Linked DNA regions of Mus musculus: all the other regions are linked to region 1. A link is a loop called in an ENCODE intact Hi-C map of the cell type or tissue named here. Cell type or tissue: heart. All regions are shown on one strand. Region 1 overlaps Gm33104 (predicted gene, 33104). Region 2 has its middle 28 kb from the start of Ifngr1. Region 3 holds the start of Ifngr1 (interferon gamma receptor 1).

Evidence for each region. Peaks named below come from ENCODE experiments on the same cell type or tissue, not always from the same donor. Only the 100,000 strongest peaks of a DNase experiment are listed, where the experiment ranks them.
Region 2: a loop joins it to region 1, with 2.6 times the contacts of the local background. A loop is called at or near these places in 3 of 42 quality-filtered maps.
Region 3: it touches region 1 in a loop (2.1-fold over the local background); 8 of 42 quality-filtered maps call a loop at or near these places.

The regions. Positions count from the first base shown.
Region 1 is chr10:19,487,920-19,495,919 of GRCm38, forward strand. It overlaps Gm33104 (predicted gene, 33104), which reads left to right. Exons shown (of 4, transcript NR_152784.1): 2 at 3,036-3,098. Among named protein-coding and RNA genes, the nearest start is that of Gm33104, 5.2 kb to the left of the region's middle. In heart, a CTCF peak has its summit at 3,752 (motif pointing right); DNase peaks (open chromatin) are centred at 3,782 and 6,702; H3K4me3 peaks cover 383 bases.
Region 2 is chr10:19,559,496-19,567,495 of GRCm38, forward strand. No RefSeq gene overlaps it. Among named protein-coding and RNA genes, the nearest start is that of Ifngr1, 28 kb to the right of the region's middle. In heart, no CTCF peak of the experiment used is centred here; a DNase peak (open chromatin) is centred at 4,186.
Region 3 is chr10:19,590,326-19,598,325 of GRCm38, forward strand. Ifngr1 (interferon gamma receptor 1) reads left to right here and starts at 1,624. Exons shown (of 7, transcript NM_010511.3): 1 at 1,624-1,872; 2 at 7,091-7,205. The coding sequence starts at 1,761. In heart, no CTCF peak of the experiment used is centred here; DNase peaks (open chromatin) are centred at 1,546, 4,126 and 4,336; H3K4me3 peaks cover 2,028 bases; H3K27ac peaks cover 1,628 bases.

The DNA of each region.
Region 1 (8,000 bases):
CCAACAGAATTAGTGTGATCCTTACCAAGAACACAAGAAGGAACTGGACTGCTGAGACAACTCCAAAATCATGGGGTTATTTGTGCCATTGTGGCCATGGTTAACACTTTGCTAGGTTTGCCTTTGATAAGAGCAGAAGTTGGAGATGGTACACACCTTTATCTTCCTGAGAGAACATGGATAAATATCACTTGATCTTCTGTATTGGTTGAAGCTTTGAGAAGTGTATTTGGTACCTTTAAAGCATATTGAATACCTTTCTCTTCTTAACACCTCTAGACTCTTGAAAAGGATTGTTTTTCAAGAATTACAGTTAGCTTATATGGAAATGGGGACCTAGACTCTTAGGAAGTCTGCACAGAGAACAGCACACCTGTTATGAAGAATGCAATCTACAAACAGCTTTCCTTTGATCCAGTTCTGTGTGTGAGTCTACAAGTTAGTCTCAAGTTAATGTAGAACTTGCTGCTGCAAGCACTTTGAACAAAAGGGCATCGGAAAGCATCAGAAGCCAGGTCTCTCGATCTCGCTCCTGTAATTTGTCCTCCTGTAAAGCAAGCCACGGAAAGCAGAATTCTTCTTCCCCAGGGAGATCACTCCTCTCTGCTTTGTCCTTACGGTCCCTCTTTCCTGAGGAGCCCTGTCCTGTGTCTAGAAGAAATGCCACAGAAAAGTCAAAGAGAATCTGAGCCACAGGAGTTGCTGGCTTTCCATCTCAGATCACACTCTAGCTCCAGACCACACTGTTGTGTCTAGTTACATTGTCATGTGAGTGCCTGGTCCTCATGAGTGCCTGGTCCTCATCAGCCCTACCTAGGAAAAATGGACAATGTTCCCTGGGTTTTTTAATTGTCATTTCTGAAAGCCATCACTTTGGGTCATGCAAAACGTTGGCTAAGTAAACTTTCTATGCTTTTCTCTTGTCCACCTATGTTCTGAGTAGGAGTTCTGGCCATGACGCTTACAATAAGGAAAACATACTTTTGTGTCCTTATATATAATATCTGTGGATCCGGTGCCACCATCCTTTCAAGGGTGAACTGTCTTACACTCAGGTGAAGTCATCAGAATTCAGACATTGGTCTGCCATTCATAGGTTTCTCCACCCCAAGCTCTCTATATCACCTCACTTAGCCACTGCTTATCCCTAGCTGGCCACTGTGGTAAAAGGTTAATCACAAACGTGGGTATTTATAGGGAATAATATGATGGGAGTAACCACATGTGGGTGAAAAAGAAATGAAAAGTCATGGCGACACAGAGCTTGTGACTATCCTGCAATTGGGATGGGAAACAAACAAAGGGGTCAGAATTCTGCCTGTCAACACAGGAAGAAAAGCAGACTGCTGGCTGGAAATATTAATCTGATCTTGGATGCTGGTCATAGAGGCTACACTCAGGAAGCTGAGGCAAGAGGATTGACAAGAGTTCTAGGCCAGTTCTAGGCTACGGTGAAACCAACCAACCAACCAACCAACCAACCAAACAAACAAACAAACCTGTTGTGTTAGGAAGTTGACAGTTGTTGCCTCAGAGAGCATGTGGCAGTGTCTGCAGACAGTGAGGAGTAGCATGTCACTGGCATCTGGTGTGACATGGCCAAGGGTTCTGTAAGCATCCTAGAATGCACATAGAATGTACACACAGAGCAGCTGCCTACAACAAAGAAATTTCCAGGCCCAAGTGTCAGCTGCGCTTTAAAGCAGAACTCCACTGAGGAAGCCAGTCTTCTTTCCTTGCATGGTTATTTCCCAGTAACATGCTTGAAACATTCTGGCAATAGTGACAGACAGAAATGTGCTTAGAACATTAATTCATAATTATGAGATGATTGCGATATTTCTAGAATGGGAAATCAGATATTTAAATGCACATGTCTCTAAAGATTGGTATAAAAGAAATAATTAACATCCAAAGTATCTATGACTCTTAAATCACAAAACTACTACTAAATGTTAAATATTGGGCTAAAATACAGAGCACATTTCATCTTTTAATGAAGAGAATTCTTTCTGTAAATTACTAGAACTCTTAAGGAGTTGGAACAAGTACTATCCAAAGTAGACGAGGAGCCACAGAGTATGGTACAGGAACACTGGGGTGAGCTTGTGATTGCACTAAGCCTGGTCTCTGCTCAGTGACTGTATTGTGTTCAGGTCTAAACCCACAAGGGCATCCTACAAAAAAAAAGGGTAGATTTAATATAGCTTCATCACATGTGTAAAAGCAAAACAATTGGGGGGGCATATTCATTAAATGAAATATAAAAACTCTAACTTGCTCATTGAAAACTAAGTACTTGTAGAGGAAACAAAGACACTTTATTTTCTTATTCTGCAGGAGTATTTCTAATATAATAAGACACCGAGACTGTGTTTAGCTCAAAGTCTATATGGTTGACTCCAAAGTTCAAAATTGCTTTGTTAGATGTAAGCCTTTGTCCCTGGACGGACAGGCTTCTGTCTCTTAGGAAAGAAAATTAAGTTGTATTTTCTATGTGGTGGTTCCTGAATGCAGAATTTTAGATCCGCTTTAATAAAACACGTGGCTGTGTAAGATTTTATGTTAGTAACGGTGATGGAAAGAACATTGATTTATTATTATTATTATTATCATTATTATTATTATAGAAAATTTATGATCACAAATTCAGCATCTATCAAAGAGTTTGGCCACAGTGCACCAAAAAAGCCTCCACCTACTGGGCAATGTTACGACAGGGCAAGATAAAAGCAAAGCTGGTTCCCTTCTTCCCATCACAACAAAAAGGTCGATAAAGCACACACTTGATATCAAACAGAGCTTCCTGCTGGCTTCAGTTACCTGGGAGTCTGGAGCCTGTGGTTTGAGTAATGTTCTGTCCACAATGCCGGGCAGCAGAAGCATAGAGAGAATGTCGGGCTTCCAGCCGGCTGAGCGAGCGCCTAACAACTTCAGACTCATTCTTTATTCTCCATCAGAAACGATAGCAAATGTGTTAAAAGGAAAAAAAAAAGTATTCACCGATCTTCTGATGTTGCCTTTTTTGGTGCTAGGAATTGTGTAACAGAGGTGATCCAGACGAGGTGATCCGCCCTTGAGCTACCTTCCAGGGTCATGTAAGTTTGCAAAAGAACCGAAAAGGAAGAGTTTTGCATAGTTCCTCTTGAAAACAAATGGTTTTTGTTTGTTTGTTTTATGTTTGTTTGTTTGTTATTGTGGAAAATTCCTGAAGAAATAAGATAGAGGTTGCTGGGGTGGGCACTGCAGATGACCAGGTGAAAACAGGACCAAACAGAGTACACATGTGCAGCATAAGTGCAAACATTGTAACTTTTATCTCTTTGATCCTGAGAAATTTTGTCAAAGTAATGACGTTAATATTTTTAAACTCTATATTTTGGTATGCAATAGGACATTTATCCTAGAGTCCATAAGAATGATTTTTTTAAATATGAATGCTTATATCAGTACTAAAGAGGACTCTGCTTGAATCCTCAGGTACTTACCTCATTTTCAAGTGTATCAATTAAAAAGATTACATAATAGGTGCTCTGAGTGGACACATAATTTTCTCACCATTTCTAAACATTCCTACCAAAAGTATAACGTTTAGCTGCCACCCAAACGGTGGAAATGCATATGTACATCTGCGACTTACAAACTGTGTTTTGAGAAACGCTTGTGAGGGAATGCTGCAGCTGCTGATAGGTTGACCTTTAGATTAAAGGAAGGAGAAGACAAACAAAATTCTGGCATGACTGAAACAGAGTGGTAGAAGCCCCGGAGAAGGACCACCAGGGGGCAGCATCCTCAAGCGGTTGTGATGGGGTGAGGCGCCCCCCCCCCCCCCCGCAAGGTTGTTGGTTAGCTCCAGCTATTTAGAACCAGAACCGTTTTCTGATTTCCAAGTTAAAACCCCTAAGTACAAAAACATGTGTCCCCACCCCCAATGTGAAACGGACGAAATTCAAAAGCAAAAATAATACTTTATGCAGCTCAGCATGTACCCTACATCGTTCTGAGCGATGTACATGGATCAAGCAGCTGCCATGACAACCTTTGCAGTGTAAACACTGTTGCTAGTACATTAAAATCACGTGTGCATTTATATGATGCATTGTCTATGATTTTTAATTGAAATTTACAAATGAGGAAACCGGGACACAGAAGTTTATCACGTGCTCATGCCATACAAATACCAAATACCAAGTACCAGAGCTGAGATTCGGACCAAAAGCTCTGGCCCAGAGATCAGATCTGAGACTGAGCCAACAGACTGAGGCTCTCAAGGCAGTGTTTCCTTGTTGGCGCACTATCAAGTTCAGCTACCAGCGCAAGGTCCAACTTATGGCCTTGTCTGGAACACAGCTTCTGTGTGCTGAATCTCTTGAAAACACTTCCCCCGAAAGTTTTACCCCAACAATGCTGCTTTCTTCGTAATCGTGGCTAAATTCTCAGCTCTGGCCAACCAGCATTGAGTATCCAGCAAGGATTTTACTTTAGTAGTTCTGGTATCTTGTTCATCACAGATGGTTCTTCATCCCCAGCTAACCAAAACTACAGATCCTTCACACAAAATGTCCTGTAGAGTCTTTTCTTCCCGCTGACACTGCACAAGCTAGGCCTCCAGGTTTTTTTTTTTTTTTTACTGTTTGCAGCAAGCTCTTACAGAAGTGACTCAATGGCTTTTCTAGCCCCAAGTTTCACAGAACAGTTCATCCTCAAAAGCAGTGAGGACAGGAACTCAAACAGGGCAGGAGTTCATTCAGGGCAGGAGCTGATACAGAGCATGGAGGGGTGCGGCTTACTGGCTTGCTCCTCATGGCTTGCTCAGCCTGCTTTCTTGTAGGAGGCCAGGGATGGTGCCACCTACAGTGGCTGGGCCCGGCTCCATTGGTCACTAATTGAGAAAATGCCTTACAGCTGGATCTTAAGAGTCATTGTCTCAAGTGAGGCTCCCTCCTCTCTGATTCCTCTAGCTTGGGTCAAGTTGACATAAAACCAGCCAACATTTGGGTCTGACCTGCTTCAGGGATGTCTTAGTTACCTTTGTATTGTTGAAAAGGGATCATGACCAAATGTTTTCTCTTAGAAAAGAAGACATTTCACTGGGTGCTGGCTTACAGCTTCAGAGGATTGGTCTTTTGTCACCATGGCAGGGAGCATGGCAGCAGGCAGGCAAGCAGGCAGCTTTACATCCTGTTCCACGGGCATCAAGAAGACAGAGGGAGAGACACAGGGCCCAGTGTAGGCTTTTGCAGTCTCAAAGTCCACTCTCAGTAAGACAACACCTCCTAATCCCCCTAAGCCTTCTCGGTTTCATAACCTGGTGACTAAGAATTGAAATTTGGAAGCCCGCGAGAGCCATTTTCGTGTAAATCACCATAAGGAGAGATGGGTATCAAACATGAGAGGGGTCACCGTGCTTCTGCGGTTTTCTCAGATACCACAAGCTTGCACATCTCAGATCTCCAAGCTCCACATGGAGGGAGACCATGTTTGAGGATAGTATATCTATCTAAGGCAGTATAACATCTAAGACAGATATATCTAATATATGTATAATATATATCTAACATAGATAATATATGTATAATATCTAAGATAGGTATAACACCTAAGGCATCTGGGACTGAAATAAAAAATTTAGTAAGGGAGACTTGATTTTTGTGTTTTAGAAATGGAGAAAGGATGGATCCTATTTGAATGCTGAGCCAAAGTACACCTCTAGCAAGTGAGATTAGCCTTGGACATGTTTTTAAATAGTAGCATGAAAGATTAGAAACATGACCACCTTTAAGTTCACAGATGCTAGCGGGGAGGGAAAGCAAGCCTACATTTTGGAGTGTGTATTAGGAACAACATGTTTTGAAAAGTTAGCAAAGGCAAGTGAGGAGAGCAAGATGACACTAAAGAAAACTAGCATTCATCAAGACCATTACAGAGATGACAACTGCTTGCTGGTTAATGTTCATCTGGCTCAGACCAGCAGGTGCACATGTGTGGGTGCCAGAGGTCAACCTCCCACCATGACTCACTCTTGCTCCTGCATAGACCCCTATTATTGTCAATGAGAGAAACAGCTCGCCTCAACAAGATAAGAGATAGTTTATTCTAGAGCCAGTTATGAGTGACTATGGCTCAGGAACACAGATTTTACTTTCTCCAAATACCACGTTCCAACGAGGTAGCAATTTCGTGCTTTTCCAGAAATAGGGAACCCCAAATTAAGGTACTTTTTAAATGTATTAGTGCAAACATTTGATAAGCAGGTTACAACAAAGAGGTGGACTTTTTGGAATACCTTAGATGCTATCCAGTGATGCTACTAGCTTTTGGGTTGGTAGAAGCCAATAGTCTGTAAGTTCATTCATTCAAGGTTCTACCTTGAAGTCACAAGGACAGGAACAGAAAAAACAAAACAAAAAGAAGACAAAACAAAAAACAAAAAACAAAACAAACAGACAGGAACAGAAAAAAACAAAACAAAAAAAGACAAACAAACAAAAAAACAAAAAAACCCCACATCAGCGGGAGGTCTGAAGATGACTCAAGATAAAGTTTAATTAGGGTCTGAACCTGCAACACACTGCTGGATTCACAGTCTCCAAATTTCTAAAGTTAACCAGCCTCGCTGAAGGGTCAGTGAAAGGTGGTTTCCTTCACAGCAAGCAACAGGATGTGTTTGTTTAAACAGCTGAGACTTAGACTTACTTAATGCCAGGAATCTGCTCTGCGCTCACTCAGAGCATGGTGATAGTGGTGTGGTTTAGAGCCTGACCTTAAACTTAGAGATCTGGGAGTTTCGGAGAAACTGAAAACAGACACGTTAGTGACTAAAGAGAAAGGTGAAGATATGGACAAGTGAACAAAAACGCCCAGAATTCAAGGTCAGACAGTGGGACCGGGAGATAGGGATGGTTTCAAAACTAAACTCGTAGGGCATTCAGAGGGACAGGAAGAACTCGGTGCAGGAGAGGAGAGCACAAATGCTTCAACAAATGCTGAGTGTGTGTGATTACTGAAGGAGCTTCCGTCTCTCTGTTAAGCACCCACCTAGCATGTAGAAATAAGCCTAATCTGCATGAAAAGAGGTTACTGCACTCAAGAATGCCACTTCTGATGGGAAAGGTTGCTGGGAATTAAGGAGCATTATCCATGCTAGTCAGGGGACTTTCTTCCACAGGATACATTTAGTTCCAGATTAGACATGGAATTTTCAAAATTAATTATGGAGAGAGAGAGTTCCTGACTGAGACCTTTGCCTGTTTCTCCTGTCCCTTTATGACTTTGATAATTAGTTTATTTTGAAAGGTTTCCTTCTTTCTTTCTCTCTCTCTTTCTTTCTCTTTCTTTCTTTCTTTCTTTCTTTCTTCCTCTCTCTCTCTTTCTTTCTTTTCTTCCCCCCTCTCTCTTTCCTTTCTTCCGTTTTTTCAAGACAGGATTTCTCTGTATAACCCTGGCTGTCCTGGAACTCACTCTGTAGACCAGGCTGGCCTCAAACTCAGAAATCTGTCTGCTTCTACCTCCCAAGTGCTGGGATTAAAGGCGTGTGCCACCACCGCCCTGCTTGAAAAGTTTCTTTAATGACTTGAACTTGATTTTGCTTCTCTGGGACTTTGCTTCATCATCTATCTATGAAGACAGGCAATAATAGTGGGTGGCTTTCAACATCCCCCCACAGTAAGACCGACTCAGTTAGTACCACAGAACATTACAAGGTAAGCTGACCACATAAGTTATAGAAGGGCATATAGGATCTATAGAAAAGTTGGCGATGTGTGATCTCTTTCCACAGGTCAATGTTGTATGTGTCTATGAAGTATATGTGGGTAGACATTCGTCTTTGTGCATGTATGGTGTGTGGTGTATGCCCCTGCATGCATGCACCTGTATCCATGTATGAACCTGCATGCATGTACCTGTGTTGTGTATGCACCTGAATGTATGTGGCAGCCAGAGGTGAGTATTATGGTGTCTTCCTCTGCTGTTTTCTATTTTACTTTTTGAGACAGGGT
Region 2 (8,000 bases), 72 kb after region 1:
AGGACTTCTTGGTGGAGACATACAAATTATATGGGACCAACTCAAAATCTAAACCTCATGTCTTCTGTCACGATAAAGCTGAGGGAGTTGGGATAGGACATTTGCAGCCTTTATCTCTTAATAAATATGAATATTTTAAAATAGATTCCTCCCTAAATATATCCCCATACCAAATAATAGAGAATAGTCATCTTCCTGTTTTATACAAAGGCATGGCCACTTTTTGGATTAAAGTCAAGAGGAAAAGACACTGCCTTCTCAGTCTGGTCCTAAAGTCTGGACAGCTGCCAATCCAAAGTACTTCCATTCCTTCATATATACAAAGGACAGAAAATACTTCAGAAACTCGTGTTACCTCAATCACCAGGAAAATCCAGTTTTTAAGTGATATCTTAGGTCATTCATAAATTTTAGTAGCTTTGTAACAACAGAGAAATTTCTTAAAAGATCAGCATAAAACAACTGCGTTGTGTAACTTCCCCTCAGCGAAACCACAGGCAATTATAGCGTAAACAGCTGTATCCTCCCAATAAGCCCACGAGTGATTGGGGATATTGTATACAAACTCGGGGCCATGAATAAAGAGGACATTAAATGTCTTCCCTTCTATTGAAAACAGTTTTCTCACATCGTATATCTTGATTATGATTCTCCTCCCTCTGCATCCCCACTTCCTCCTCATCTCACCTCACCTCCCATCCAGATCCATCCCTCTCTGTCTCTCATTAGAAATCTACAGTCTTCTAATGAATATCAACAAGATAAAATATAATATAATAAGACAAAAACTAGCACATCAGCATAGGACAAGACAAACAAACAGAGGAAAAGAACCCAAAGAGAAAACACAAGAAACAGAGTCAGAAATCCACAAAAACACCAAACTGGAAGCCATAATATGTATTCAAAGTGTCTGTAGAATGAAAAGGGAAAAGAAAAAAAATATCAATAAAATAAAGCCAAAAAACAATATAATTTTAAAAAAGGAAAATCCCTGACATGACACTGTGAGACAAGAAACCTCCAAACACGTCATTTAGTTGGTTTTCTGTTGACATCTGCTGCTGGGAGTGCGGCCTACCTTTAAGAGTGAATGGTTTCCCCAGGGATATTCCTTTGGAGAGAACTAAACTTTCATTTGCAGATGGTTATCAATTGGAGATAGCTTCTGGGTTAGGGATGAGGACCCCAACTGGTGCAAACCCACACAGGCCCTGTGCATGCTACCCCAGTCTCTGTGAGTTCATATCTGCATCAATCCTGTTTAGTTAGAGGGCCTTGTTTGTTTGCTCTTCTCTAACACACACCCCTGTGTCTTATACTCGTTCTACCTAAAAGAACATATTTGTGTTTGTTTGTTTGTTTGTTTGTTTGTTTTATGTCGTCTTTAAGTATCTATCTTCTGGTAAGTAATATCCCTTAGCTATAAAAACTTTGAACAAAAATTTGGGCCAATGAGATGGCTCAGCAGTTAAGAGCAATTGCTGATCTTGCAGAGGACCCAGGTTCATTTCCCAGCACCCATGTGGTGACTTCCAACCTCCAGCTCCAAGAGATCTGCTGCCCTCTTCTGGCTCCTCAGACATCAGGCGTCCATGTGGTACACATACACACGTAAAAGCAGAACAAATACACAGATCAAAAATAAATAAATCTGAAAAGTTCTAAATAGCACCCACTTAACACTGTGCTCAATAAGCCCTGTTGCTTTATCTGGGGTATTGTCTATTGGTCACAAAAATCCCACAAAAAAGTTGTCATTGTTCTCCCCATTTACTGGAGAGGTAAGTAAATCCTAGAGAATCAGATGCATAGGAAATATGTTAGCAAGGCAAGATTCAATACTGCATCCCTCTGACCAGAATTGATGCTATTTTATTTTATTTTATTTTATTTTATTTTATTTTATTTTATTTTACATTATTTATTTCTTTATCCCCATAAACATGAACATTTCTATGTGGTAAAGGCCTAGGCTTTTGTTCTTCTCCTTCTCGATTCCCTCAATTAATTGTTGTGCTTAGAAGCATTCCTTCAGTGAGTGTCTTAGAATCAGGTCACCTCTTTTTCTGTAAGAATTACAAACTGGTAAGTTCTGATATATCTCACCCTATTCCTGTGCATGCCCTTACCATGTAAGAGTGTTTTCTGTTTTGAATGCCACATATTCAACTCCTAACCAAGAGCTATACAAGTTTGGGGAAGAATCTAAAGTCTATTATCTTAGAAATTGTGAACATAAATACCTTTATTAGATCCCTAAAATCCAAACTGGCATTGGGACTGAACCGCATTGACATATCTCAGCTCCTTCCCAGAGTCCCTGTGCCAGCCGTGAATATTTCAGCACAGACCTGAAGCTAACACGGAAATGGATGGTGCTGATCTGTAAGGAAGAGTGAACAGAGTAGAGAAAGCAAAACGTGAGGTTAGTATGTGCTTGGCATATTTAAGAAACCCAAAGAAAGCCATGCAACTTAAGCAAATAAGACAGCAGGAGAGCATGCCAAAAGTATGTCCGAACTGAGCCAAATGCACAGACACTGAGAGGCCACATCTTCTAAGTCCAGACTCTACTTTAGAGAACCTGACCTACGTTTGAACTCAGGTAAACTAAGACTCGTACCTAACATTAGTTTCCAAGTTGTCCCCCCAACAAAACTGGAGCCTAGCTCCCGTCTCTAGACGAATCTCCAACAAGACCAGTATCTCCATGTTATTCCCCCAACAAACCTGCACCCCCAAGTTACAAGCTCACCCCCTGCCTAACAACCACCAATGCAGAGGGGAGCAGAAATTAAGCTTTGATATGACTCCCAGCACCAGCCAATTATGTTAAAGTCAATTATGTTAACTTCCCAATTAGAAGCACGCATATCCATCCCTGCTTGCTGGTTACTATAAAGCCTTTCCCCAATAGATATTTGGGGGCTCCTCTACACCAAAACCGTCCTGTGTGACAGTGGTGGGTTGGAGAGACCTGAGCTAGCTCAAATAGCATAAAGACCCTCTTGTGGGTTGCATTAGATTGGCACCTGTCTGGTTTTGGGGGGTAGTCACTATACTTCCTGGCACTACAACACAGGTGACAGATGGGAACTAACATGTAAGATATAGAGGAAAGTCTAGGAAGGCTTTATTTTTGGTTTGGGACCTTAGCACTTGGAATAGTGGAACCACAGAAAATGTGAGCGTGGGACCCAGAGACCAAGAGTCTGTGGAGCCGTTAACGTTGAGTAAGTGGATATGCCAGTCTGAGGATGGGTTCAGGCTAGAGAAATACAGTTAGAGATGAGGACATGCAAGGGAAGCAGAAGGGAAACCAAAGGAAGTGGTAAGAAGCAGAAAGAAAATTACAAGTGGTAGCCTGGGGTTAAGAAAAGAGGTGTTCTGTTTGTGCCAAGTGACCATGTGTGTCAAATGCCAACACTTCCAAGGAGGAGTCAAATACAGCTGGAAAATTGCCTGGCCACTGACTTTAGTAAGATGGGGATTTTTCAAAACGCCTTTCTGTGGCACTGGAGATGTGGCTCCGTGGTTACGACCAGGATGACCAGGGTTCAAGTCCCAGAACCTAGATGGTTCCTCAGAGCCACCTCCAACTCCCTTTGCAAGGGAGTCCATTGCCTTCTTCTGACCTCCACAGGCACTGCATGCATACAGTACACAGACATATGTGCCAACAAAATGTTCATATGAGTAAAGTAATGAAATAAATCATTATAAATAAATAAATAAATAAATAAATAAATAAATAAATAAATAAAATAAAAATCCTTCACTGCGATATTGGGGTCCTTCTCATCAAAATATGAAATTTAACTGTGTCAAGACTTTGTAAACTTTCTCATTGATATTCAAATATTAACATAAATAACCTTTCATCTTTTAAATTTTTTTACCATCTCCATTCTTACTAACACTATAACCAAGTTCAGGCCTCTGTTTCCCTAGGGCTGGGTTATTGAGTAAGCTCGAAGATTCCCTTGTTTGTTCCTACCAACAACCCATCCTGATTAGTCATTCTGGAACAAAGATTTTTTTTAAGAGGTCCCAGATTCTCTGGCTTTCCTCCCAGCATGCTGAGAATTTTCTCTTAGCCATTTCCTCACTGTTAATTTTTGTGAAAGGAAAAGTCCCCAACACAAGATGATGTGTTTGAACAATTGGTCTCCAGCTGGTAAAGCCATTTGCAGAGGTTGTAGAACATTTTGGACCCAGACTGCAGCCAGCAGACTGGGTCACAGGACAGGGCCATCTCTCTGCTTCCTGACTGCAGCAGCAATATAGTCAGTGCCTTCTGCCCCCACAGAGACAGCTGCAGGCTGCTCACTCTTTCATGAATTCCCTGCAGGTGTGGATTGTATTTCCTCACCCATGAGGCAAATTAGATCATTCTTCCATCAAGTTTCTGTCAGGTACACTCTCATAGCCACAAGAAATGCCACTAATAGATCTACCTTGCACACCCATGTCCTTCTGACATGCTACATGTCCCTGTTTCTTTCCCAGGACTAACTATTCTCTTTAATTCCACAGAGAAGAGTCCTCTGGTACAACCACAGGAGAGAGTGAGTCAGGAGTCCCCCCCCCACCCCCCATTCTCATTTGGGCTCAATCTCTGTTAATTGAAAAGGAAATTCAAGATAGTGAAACACAATAGGGCTGACTAAGTAGATAGAAGAACTGATGTTTTCTAAGAAAATATAAGTTACTCAAATGGTTAGAGTTAAGTGAGTTTTTAAATCTGACATTACCAGATACTAGCAAGGGCACCCAGCTACTGGAACTCTCATTTGCTCTTGAAGGCTTGGGAAGCTGTGGAGCAGTTTCTTTTATAAACAACCATTTCACACAGAACCCAGTGATCTAACTCTTAAGTGTTTACTACAACAGGATTCAAACATACTTCCCCACCCAACCCGATACACAAATCAACTACAAATAAATGTCTATAATAGCAATAGCATTGTTCATAATCTCCGAAACTGGGAGCAATCCAAACAACCATGAAATGGTGAAGAGGTAACTAGAATTCTCCTCTTAAATAAAAAGAAGAACTGAGCCCAAGCATATAGGCAACATGTAGAATCTTAAAACAACATTCTGAGTAAAAGCAGCTGGGTATAAAAGGCCACAAAGTCCAATGGTTCCCTTTGCCTAGCACTTAGGAAAAGATTGACATACATAGACAGAACACACACACAAGAGCTTGCCAGGGGCTGGTGGAGGGTGGAGTCTAGGACTACAAAGGAAAATGAGGGAGCTCTCCAGCAGGATGGAAAGGACACTGCAATGATAGTCACGGTGACTCCATGACTAAATCAACTGCCAAAGTCACAACACACAGGAGACGTGCATTTGGCTGCTTATCAATATTCTCATGAATCTGATTTTAGAAATGAAGTCCTATGAGGGCAATGCTTTATTTACTGACTTGTTCGTAGTATCTATAACTATAAATAAAAATTATAAAATCATTAATAAGAAGAAAGATAGGGAAGAGCAAAGTAAAAGAAGAAAGGGAAGGAAAGAGGGAAATAAAGAGAGGAAAGGAAGAAGAAAGAAAATTCTAATTGTGAATTCTGGTTTGACAAATTTTAAGATTCTTAAATAGATAAATTCTGGAACTAGACTATAGCTCATCCTATATATAAGCTTCAGAATTTGCTTATTAAGCACTTGACTTGAAATGTATAAAATATTGTACTTTTGGATTTAATTTTTATAATCTGGAGTATGGAGTAAGCATAGGAGACATAGGAAAAGCATACTTTTACATATCAAAATAATGTAAGCTAGAAGTTAAAACGAGCTTCTCAAATGCATATTCAAATCTCTTAATATAGAGCTGGCTAAGTGAACACTAGTGAGTTCAAACAGCAAGAATTTAAATATTAAGGAGAATTTCTTCTAAATTGCTGGTGTGTTTTGTGCCAAACTTCTGCTACATGGTTAAAGTGAGAACTCAGACCTGTTCAGTCCCAGAGCACAATGAATGGAGGACACATCAGTTAGTAGTGCACTTTAAAAAAAAATAATAATAACTGCAACCAAGAACAACTGACTTAATGAGAGGAAAAAATGCTTGAAAACAAAGATGCTAGCAGCTCAGCATTCTACATTATCAACAAACAAAAGTAGCATTGGAGTCTCCTAAGACCAGGGAGGGCTATCCTTGTAGAGGAAACCTTTCATCAAACACAAAATGTTTAAAGAAAATGAAAAATATCAATCAAATTCCATGAAATGCTGGGACAGTTGAGGTTTCTAAATGCCTGATTTTAGACTTACTCTTTTAGGGTCTGGGAATTAGGGGAATAATCCACTATGAAAACCAAGTTCAAGTCAGCACAAGTATCTTTATTCAGAAATTGATCAGGGAGACAGCTGGTTTCAGTATTCAAACTGTGTCAGCATGGGGGTGAGGGGAGGACAAGCAATCTTTAAAAAAGAAAAAAAAAACCACACAAGTTAAGTGGAGTAGAGGCAACCAATTAGGTGTATGCATGTTGTATGTTTCCAAACATTTTTAACACCTGGCATCTTAAGTGGGTTACTACCCATCAACTACCTCAGATGGCTATCTTAATAACTTGGCCTAGATTGAGGCCAGCCAATCAGAGCAGCTACAGGATTTCAGTTCCAACTGGGTGCTAACCAACAAAGCATAGGGTAGGATGCTGTGGTCTAAGTTCATATGGGGTACATGGAGTCAGAAGCCTTTTCTGGGAATTCAGTTGTTTCTTAGAATTTAGAGTAGTACAAAATGGAGACTAAATAGAAGATGGAGTCTCTGAAGCTAAAGAGGCCCCCAATACCTTGTCATTATCAGCCTTGCAAAGTCAACAACAAGTCTGTCACTATTAAATCAAGCCACCTTCATTCCCCAAAGGTTACTTATTTGTGCAAGGCCTCCCTTTTAATCTCTGGGTGGAAACACAGACAGACCCCATCTTTTTGAGAAAAAGCAGTAATAACGAATGTCGATATATAAACCATGTCTAATGACTATACAATATAACCAGGAAACAAGAGTACAAAAAGCAAGTAGGTATGAAGATATTCAAACTCATTTGAAATGTGAGTGGTCACGGTCAACACCAAGCTTTGTTGGGATATAGGAATCCCTAGTGCAAGTAAGAGTACTCAAAGTACTTCACATGTCACCGTTGGGAGTGTAAACTGTTACTGCAAACATTTTTGGAGTTATTTACCTGGCTTTTCAAGAGCCAACAAGCTAATAACTAGCAGGTGACTGATCTTCCTGAGATGGTCCACCTTGGACTAAAAGATGTACTGTCTTGTGATGCTATATACATAAGATGATTTCTTAATCCTTACTGATGATCGGATAAGAATTCCTAAATCTATAGTAATTATTAAGCTCTTTTAATAACACTGCTATTAAATCCTTTCTGATAGTCAGAACTGCAATGAGAACTTTGCCAGTCTTTAGTGTCATGAGTTAATTGCTTCTGAGGTAGCAAGAAGGCATCTACCACTCAGAGCACATTCCAACAGGTTGTAAACCATTGTCCAAAGATCATGAAAAGGGGACTAACGACTTATTATAGGTGCCAGGACAGAAGATAAAATATTGACAGGGTTTATCTATACAAAACCTCACTAATAACTTAGCTATGGTTTTCAATTCTCCATGAGCCTGTGGAGCTGTGACAGGTGATAAACATTTAAGCACATACATAAATGCTCCTAATGGATATGCAGGTAAACATTCTCTGTTGTAAACTACTAATTCTATTTAAGATTTGAATTTATGTGTAAACTTGTGATGAACTTTCTACCATGTGATCATGCATTCTGAAAGATGTATAAGTGCTGAAGATGTAGAGAAGATGTAGAGACCATTCCTCTTTTCCCCTTTGTCTTAGAGAATTTTCATATGAAATAAACACTAAATTCACTTTTTAAAAAAGATTTATTTATTATATGTAAGTACACTGTAGCTGTCTTCAGACACTCCAGAAGAGATTTCG
Region 3 (8,000 bases), 100 kb after region 1:
TCACAATCAGATCTAGCTACCTCTCTTTTATCCCAGAGGTTTATCCCAGAGGTTTATCCCAGCAGCACTTCTCAAGGACTGTTTCCATCACTTCATAATCTGCTTCCTGGTAAGCCAGCCTGGGGCACATGGAGTCTCAACTACAACAAAATCTGCAAGCCGCATGGTGCGGTCTCTCCTACTCTATATTCCTAAACAGCAAAGTACAGTAATTTATCCTTGTGCCATACAATGACCAGAAATGCCTTTCTTGAGGTGCATATCAGATGCACACCCAAACTCTTATTCCAAGTACTCACATCTGTAGCACCAAGGGTGAGACATTTGCTGTGTACCTTTTTCAGAAATGCAGAAAACTGAAGTCTAACCTGAATCATATGTACTGAATCTGAACCTGCACAAGGTCACCAAGATTTATCCTGACGTCAAAGTCTGAGAAATGCTGGGCTATTAGCATAATTAATTCGTTAATTAATCAAGACAAATAACAAGCCTTAGCTGGTAACTCCAAGTCTGCAGAATGTCTTCATAACATTTTGCTTGGAAGACTCAGAGAATGTCATGCCAGTATCTCTCTCTACGGTATAGAGCTTGCATTCTAGGAAGCAGAGAAAATCAAATCAATATGCATATTGTAGGAGGGGGTGCAAATGTGTTATTAAAAATAAAGTGGAGTAAAGAGAAGGGGAGAGTGGGTTGCATTCAAATTCCTTGCAGACATGGTGATAAAAGAGAGCTGAGGCGAGTGAGGCAGCACAAGAGTGTTGTCTATAGTAAGTGCAAGGTCACTAAAGTGAATTTAGGGGAATGAGAGAGATTTAAACTAACCGGTGCGGTCAGAGAGGCAAGAGGGACGATCTCTTGATGAAAGACTACTTAGTGATCCGCCCTTTGACATTTCATCATTAAAATGGGCATGTGCTTTTTGTGGTGGTAGTTTGTTTTTGCTAAGAATAAAGTGCTAGCCAAGCACATTGGATTTGCGTTGTGGGAGTCTGAACAAACTGTCTTGAAAACCAGAAGTTTAAGTTCCGCGGACAAAACTGGTGGGAACTGGAGAAGGATTTTTGTAACTTCTCTAACACCTCAGGCTCCAACACGCCTCATGCTGAGGGATGAGATAAGCATGGTGTCTGGTTGTGGACTGAGGCAAAAATCTCCAACCCCAGGTTACTACATAACCAGAATGAGGAACTGAGGAAGGTAGTGTCAGGCTGAAGAAGGTAAGGTTCCGGTCAGAGTTTCAAACGTATCCACAGTCCAGGTCCTGAATACAGAGAAGAGCCCACAGTTTCAAACCTCAGGCTAGTCCACCCCTTCTCCAACTTAGTGAAACTTCTCCGCCCACGCAGCGCACTGCCTGGCTCCCCAGTCCAGACCTCGCCTATAACCATGTCCTAGTCCACTTTAGACCCGCCAAGACACGCCTCCTTGTATAGACCCCGCCTCACATCCCACCTCTACTCCCAACCTCCAATCAACTCTAAGAGATTGCGTATTGGTCCCGCCTCTCTGGCTAGACCCCCGCCCTGAGTCCGCCCCTGAAGAGCTGCCTTTTAACCCTTTGCCCCGTGAGGCTCCGCCTCCCACTTAAGCCACGCCCCTCAGTCCCAGGCTGGTCTCTCAAGCTTTGGTTTTGGCCCCACCCAGCTCCCCGGCAGGCCGCTTGCGGACTTGGCGACTAGTCTGCGGCGGACGTGACGCCAAGGCCAGGCCACGGGCAGCGCGGGTCCCCTGTCAGAGGTGTCCCTCGCGCAGGAATGGGCCCGCAGGCGGCAGCTGGCAGGATGATTCTGCTGGTGGTCCTGATGCTGTCTGCGAAGGTCGGGAGTGGAGCTTTGACGAGCACTGAGGATCCTGAGCCTCCCTCGGGTAATCTCTCCGAGCCGCTGCGGGCTGGGGCGGGAGGCCAGGCCGGAGGCGCCGGGCTGGGAAGTCCCTGCGTTCCTGCTGCGCCGCCCTGGGCAAGGCAGCCCCAAGGGGCCCCGGGGGCTCCGCGGTTTACACGCCGCTTTCGCCTCTTCTTTGCCGACACAACACAAATCTGTGGTCTGTTTTACAGTTAGTTTCCACGGCAGCGTTTGGCATTGTGTGTATGACTTACAGACTTTATTTTCAATCTGTAGTCGGAATCCTCTGAAGGAAAAGGGGTGCCAACGGATACTAAGAGATTCTGATTTGTTTGTTAGTCTGGCGTTTAAGTGTTGAGATGCAAGGGTTCTTCTCGTAGCTTAAATCCTCAGAGCCTTTGATTTCAAATGATTATATATTCCCAGGACATATATGCTGGGAATAGTTCCTCTTTATGATTAGAGCTCTAGAGACAGCAATAAAACTTTTCATGCCCTTCCAGTCCCTAATCGTAAGTATCTGAGAAGTTCCCAATCTCCAGCTGCTGGAAGGCATGGGGAGACCTCTTTAACTCTCAGGCGAGTTCCAGCTCTGAACCCCTCCTATGGTTTCCAGGAGCTTCAGTTAGGCGTGCAGATTCCAATCCTGCCTTGACCTGATTTTCACAGTAGCTAGGATGTAACCACCTAGATGTCAGATGAAGGAAATGAGGTGCATGTTCAAACTGAAGTTCCACTGAGCTATAGAGAAAAATGAAATCATAATTGCAGAACAGTGGAATCAGAAAAAGTGTTAGTTGTGTTACACAGCCAGATTAAAAAAGACAATTACCATGTTTTCTTATGATAAATCAACCCCAGAGAAGTGTGTGTAGGAAATCATGAGAGGGGAGGAAGAGATCTTGAGGAAGAAGAGTTTAAAACAAGCAAAAGCAGGGTAATAAAACTCATGGGACATTAATGTAGAAGAGAGGACTCTTGGGGGAGGCAGGTGACCAGAAACAGAGAGCCAGGAGCAACTAAGGAATGAATCAGAAGCAATAATGGTATGTATGCAATATGTATGAAAATGTCTTATTAAAATCTTGTGCTTTCATAATTTAAAATTTTAAATTAAATATAGGATGCATGTATGGAAAAAAATTAAGCAAACAAATCCTTAGACATCCCTTAGGATAGACATGGTACCAAGGGCTAGGTAGATGAATTATAGTTATGACTTACTGAATGCTGGGCACTGTCTATTTTCACATAACAGATCTATTTCTACAGTCACCTCTACTAAAAGTGCCACCGGTATCTGCATCCATGGTGAGGCACACGGGGCTGCCCAAGTGGTAGGAGCCACTTACTAGGTGGTAGAGTACAAATTCTTAACCATCCCACTGCCAGCAATTACCAGGGGGAGTCGCCTGTCCCTGTTGTCCATTGAAGTACACTGTGATCAGAGATTGAATTTACTTTCAGGCTGCTGGAAATCAAGACTGGGTACCTAACCTCATTCAGGGGACTCTGGGAAGACTTTTTCAGAGAGATGTAGCTTAGAACCAGAGGCTTAGAGAGAATGTGCTTGCAGGGATATGAAGTGGTATGTTCAACTAGTGGGAGAGTTTTAACAGACTGTGTGGCAGGAGAGAAATAGGAAACCACTGGAATTCTTGTTGTGTATTAATATCAAGGAATGGAAATGGGGCTTTAATTGGCTTAACCCAAAACAGAAGGTTATTGGTTCAGAGAATGAGATACCAGCTTGGCTTCGGGAAGTTGGAACACAAGAAAGCTACCACTGATGAGCAGTGGTTGTGCACACCTTTAATACCAGCACTTAGGAGGCAGGGGTGGTGGATCTCTGAGTTCGAGGCCAGCCTGGCCTACAGAGTGAGTCCCAGGACAGCCAGGGCTTCACAGGGAAACCCCATCTCAAACAAACAAACAAAACTGAAGAAGAAAGGAGGAGGAAGGAGGAAGAGGAAGAGGAGGAGAGAAGGAAGAGGAGGAGGAAGAGGAGGCAGCAGCTACCATGTACCATTTTTTATTTCTAGTTGTCCTGGTTATTGACAGATTCCCTATTTGGCAGGAATGGTGTGTGCTGGTAGCCTTTGGGTTTTAAAATCTTGCAACTTCTTCTGTCACAACAAAAACCCCAGAGGAAGGCTCATTTCCCTAGCTTGGTTGGGTGCCAACCAAGTGGGAAGGACATTGTTGAAAGGTGTGGTGTGGAGGAATTCTCAGAAGGAGAAGCACACTGTTCCTGAACAAAGTTCAGGGCCCAAGCCAGGAATCTAATGTGCCCAGCATGGTTGGTGTCGCTGAGTGGTGTGCAAGGTTAGAGAATGCTAGTTAGAAGTGCCAGGCATCATCATATTGAGTAGTTTAAGGGAGAGAGTCCATTAGGGAGCTCAAGTGTCAGGAGATGCCATGAGGAGTGGCTGTGTAATGGAGGAGAGGGGAAAGCTTGCAGGAATATTGAGGAGGTGGGGTCAGTTGGACTCTGACTGGGTGTGGGTGGAGAGAGGAACACAGCTGCCTGGCCCAGGGCAGAGCCTTAAACCTAGTGCCAGGTACTTCCCTCTACTTTAGATCCTCCTCTGTGTGACCTCATAGTTTGCACCCGCTATGGTAACACCTATGCCCTTCTGTGTTGTACCCCAGCACTTTATAATGCATTTCCTTAGATTTTTGTCGTGTTCCCTCTGCTGTTTTTATTTGTTTGTGTATTCTGTCTTGAAGTGGAATCTCATATGTAGCCCAAACTTGCTTCAAGCTGAGCTCCCTGGTGCAGCTCCCTGAGTGCTGGGATTATTATAGCCCCAGGCCAGAACACCAATTCCTTTTGCTTAAAGTGAAGATTAAAGTGTAAACTTCTGATTCACAGTCTCTACAGATTTTGAAAGATGACATTTTGATTCTAAAACAAACAACATCAACAAAACCTCTTAGAGATTGAAAGCACATAAAAGTTTTTAAAAACTGATATCCAAAACTTAGCAACACACGGCAACAGTGTAAATTTTTACAAACTAGATGAGCAATAAATGGCTTTGTCATAATTGTTCGAATAATGAGAATGAGATTTTGGTCAGAACAAAGTAACTGCTTGAGAGCAAGGAGTTAGTCTGTGTGCAATTTTCTTGTGAAAGGGGAATTTTACTTTAGCTGTCCCAGGGATTCATAATCAAAATGCACAGTATCCATTTTTTCCTGTCCAAGTTACAGATGTTTCTTACTGTAATTTATTATTCTGTTTTTGTACTGTATACAGTTGTGATGGAGCCTTAAAATCTAGCATTATTGCATGAGATAGATGTTTGTGAAATTATCAGAAAACAGTTATTTCCACTTGTACTTTATATGTTGAGCTTACATCCCTCATTTTATTAAACAGTTGCGATGCTGTTTAATTAAAATGAACAAAACGTTGCACACTGTCATCTTTACCTCCCTTCCCTAAAGCTTTGTTTTCTCCTTGATAAAATATGTCCCGTAACTATATGTCATTCCCAGGATGTGCTCAATGTGGGTGTCATCTGAGATGTGCTCTGTGGAGCTTGCTATGTATGAATTACTGTCACTTAACGCACATCATTACTTCAACAAATAGTTTTAAATATTAGAATATTTTAGTTATGTATGAAGATGTGCATTGGCTTTTTGAAAAATTATCTAGATCAATATAAGAAATGTAAAATTCATTCAAGAGCAAACACTCATTTTTCTACAAGTCACATGGTTTTTTTTCTTGTTTTGTCTTGTCTTAAACTGGGGCTGGCTTACAGGGTCAGAGGTTTAGCCTATTATCTTCATGGTGGGAAACATAACAATGTGCAGGCAGACATGGTGCTGGAGAAGAAGCTGAGAGTTCTACATCTTGATCCACAGGTAGCAGAAGTGAATGCCACATTAGGCCTAGCTTGAGTATCTGAAACCTCAGAACCTGTCCCCACAGTGACACACTTCCTCCATCAAGGTCACACCTATTCTAACAAGACCACTCCTCCTAATAGTGTCATTCCTTATGGGGCAAGCATGCAAACCCAAGCCTCTATGGAGACCATTCCTATTCTGACCACCACATTTCACTTCCTGAGCCCCATAATGCAGAAATGCATTCAATCCAACTTGAGAGGTCCCCACTAGTCTGTAACAGTCTCAACCCTGTGTAAAAGCTCAAAGACTTCTGATATTGTCGGCAGTCTCTTAACTGTGATCCCCTGTGAATAAGACTGAAAAAGCAGATCACATACCTCCAACATACAGTGGCACAGGAGAGGCATCCCATTCCGAATGGGAGAAAAGAGAGCATAGCGGGAAATACTGGGCCAAAGCGAGACTGAAAACCAGCAGGCTGAACTCCACACCCAGCATCTCCATGTCTGACGTCAAAGTGCTCTTCACATCTCCAATTCCTCTCAGCTTTGTTGGCTGTAACACACCTCTCTTTCTTGGGCTGTTTCCACTCTCTGATAGCTCTCCTCAGCAGGAATACTGAAGCAAGGAAGACGTGTTTTGTCTCACAATCTCAGGGGTGCAATCTATCACAGTAAAGAGGGTATGGCAGCAGAGAGTGGGAGTCGGGTTGCCACAGTGAGCTCACAGTCAGATCCATGAGACAGGGAGAATGCTCAGTCTTCCTTCTTCCCCTTTCTCATTTAGTTCACTCTGGGACCCCTTAAGGCAGTGGCTCTCAATCTTCCTAACACTACAACCCTGTAGTACAGTTCCTCATGTTGTGGTGATCCTAGCCATAAGAGTGTTTTCTTTGCTACTTCATAACTGTAATTTTGCTAGTGTTATAAGTCACAGTGTAACTATTTTTGGAGACTGAGGGTTACCACAGGCGTCACGACCCAGGGGTAGAGAACTGCTGACTTGGAGTGACACCTCCTACATCCAGGGTGGGTCTTCCCTCCTCAGATAAACTGTCCCAGAAAGCGCCCTCGCAGACACATGCAGAGGTGCCTTTCCTGGGTGACTCTAAATATATTAGAGGACAGTAGAGATTAACTAACAGCTCATATCATGACTACATTTGCATAATCCAAAGAGAATCAGAACTCTCCTGTCCATTTTCCATAAAAACACATCCTATACGTTTGCTTTGATTGAAATAATTCATCACCTGCTGCAACTGACTTCCTCTTTTATGCGCATGTCTGTCTTTCTAACGTCATCTGATCAGGTTTTCTGTTATTGATGTTGGTTTCTTACTGTGGTCCATTTTGTTTCTGAATCTCTTACAGTGCCTGTACCGACGAATGTTCTAATTAAGTCTTATAACTTGAACCCTGTCGTATGCTGGGAATACCAGAACATGTCACAGACTCCTATTTTTACTGTACAGGTAAAGGTGTATTCGTAAGTATCATTCATTTATTATTTCTCTTCTGTTTTCATCTGAATCCTTGCACATTCCGTCATCCTTCCTTCTGTGACCGCTCCTCCCACTCGCTGAACTTGTCAGCTGTCTGTAGATGTCACAAAGATGCTAAGGATGCTGTTAATAGTGAAGTGGAGTTTGTTTGTTTAATAGTGAAGTGGAGAAACACGACTAACTTCCAAGGTTTCTCTCTAGTCTCTTAGTAAACTAGGATTTATTAAGGAACTAAGATTTTTTTTTTATTATATGTAAGTACACTGTAGCTGTCTTCAGACACTCCAGAAGAGGGCGTCAGATCTTGTTACAGATGGTTGTGAGCCATCATGTGGTTGCTGGGATTTGAACTCCAGACCTTTGGAAGAGCAGTCGGGTGCTCTTACCCACTGAGCCATCTCACCAGCCCAAGGAACTAAGATTTATTACCAAGGAATAGGTATATCGGGTGATGGCAGTGAGGGCAGACACCACTTGACAGTAGTTTAGCAGTGTCTTGTGTAAGAAGGAACCAACCTGAAGCCATTTTTGAATAAAGCTTCCATTTTGAATAGGGGTCAAATAAAGTTTAAGTGTCTGAGACCTCCCTGGGTAACTGACGCCTGCTCGGCAGGGAGAGATCTGTAAATGAATAACTGACATCCTGGTTGAGACACGAATGTTAGGCAAGTCACCCCGCCACTGTTGAATAAACCAACCAATGAGACGAGGAGAAGCATACCGCAGAGAAATGTTCTGAGAAAGTGCCCTATCATTAAATCCTTACTGGTGGAAAATAT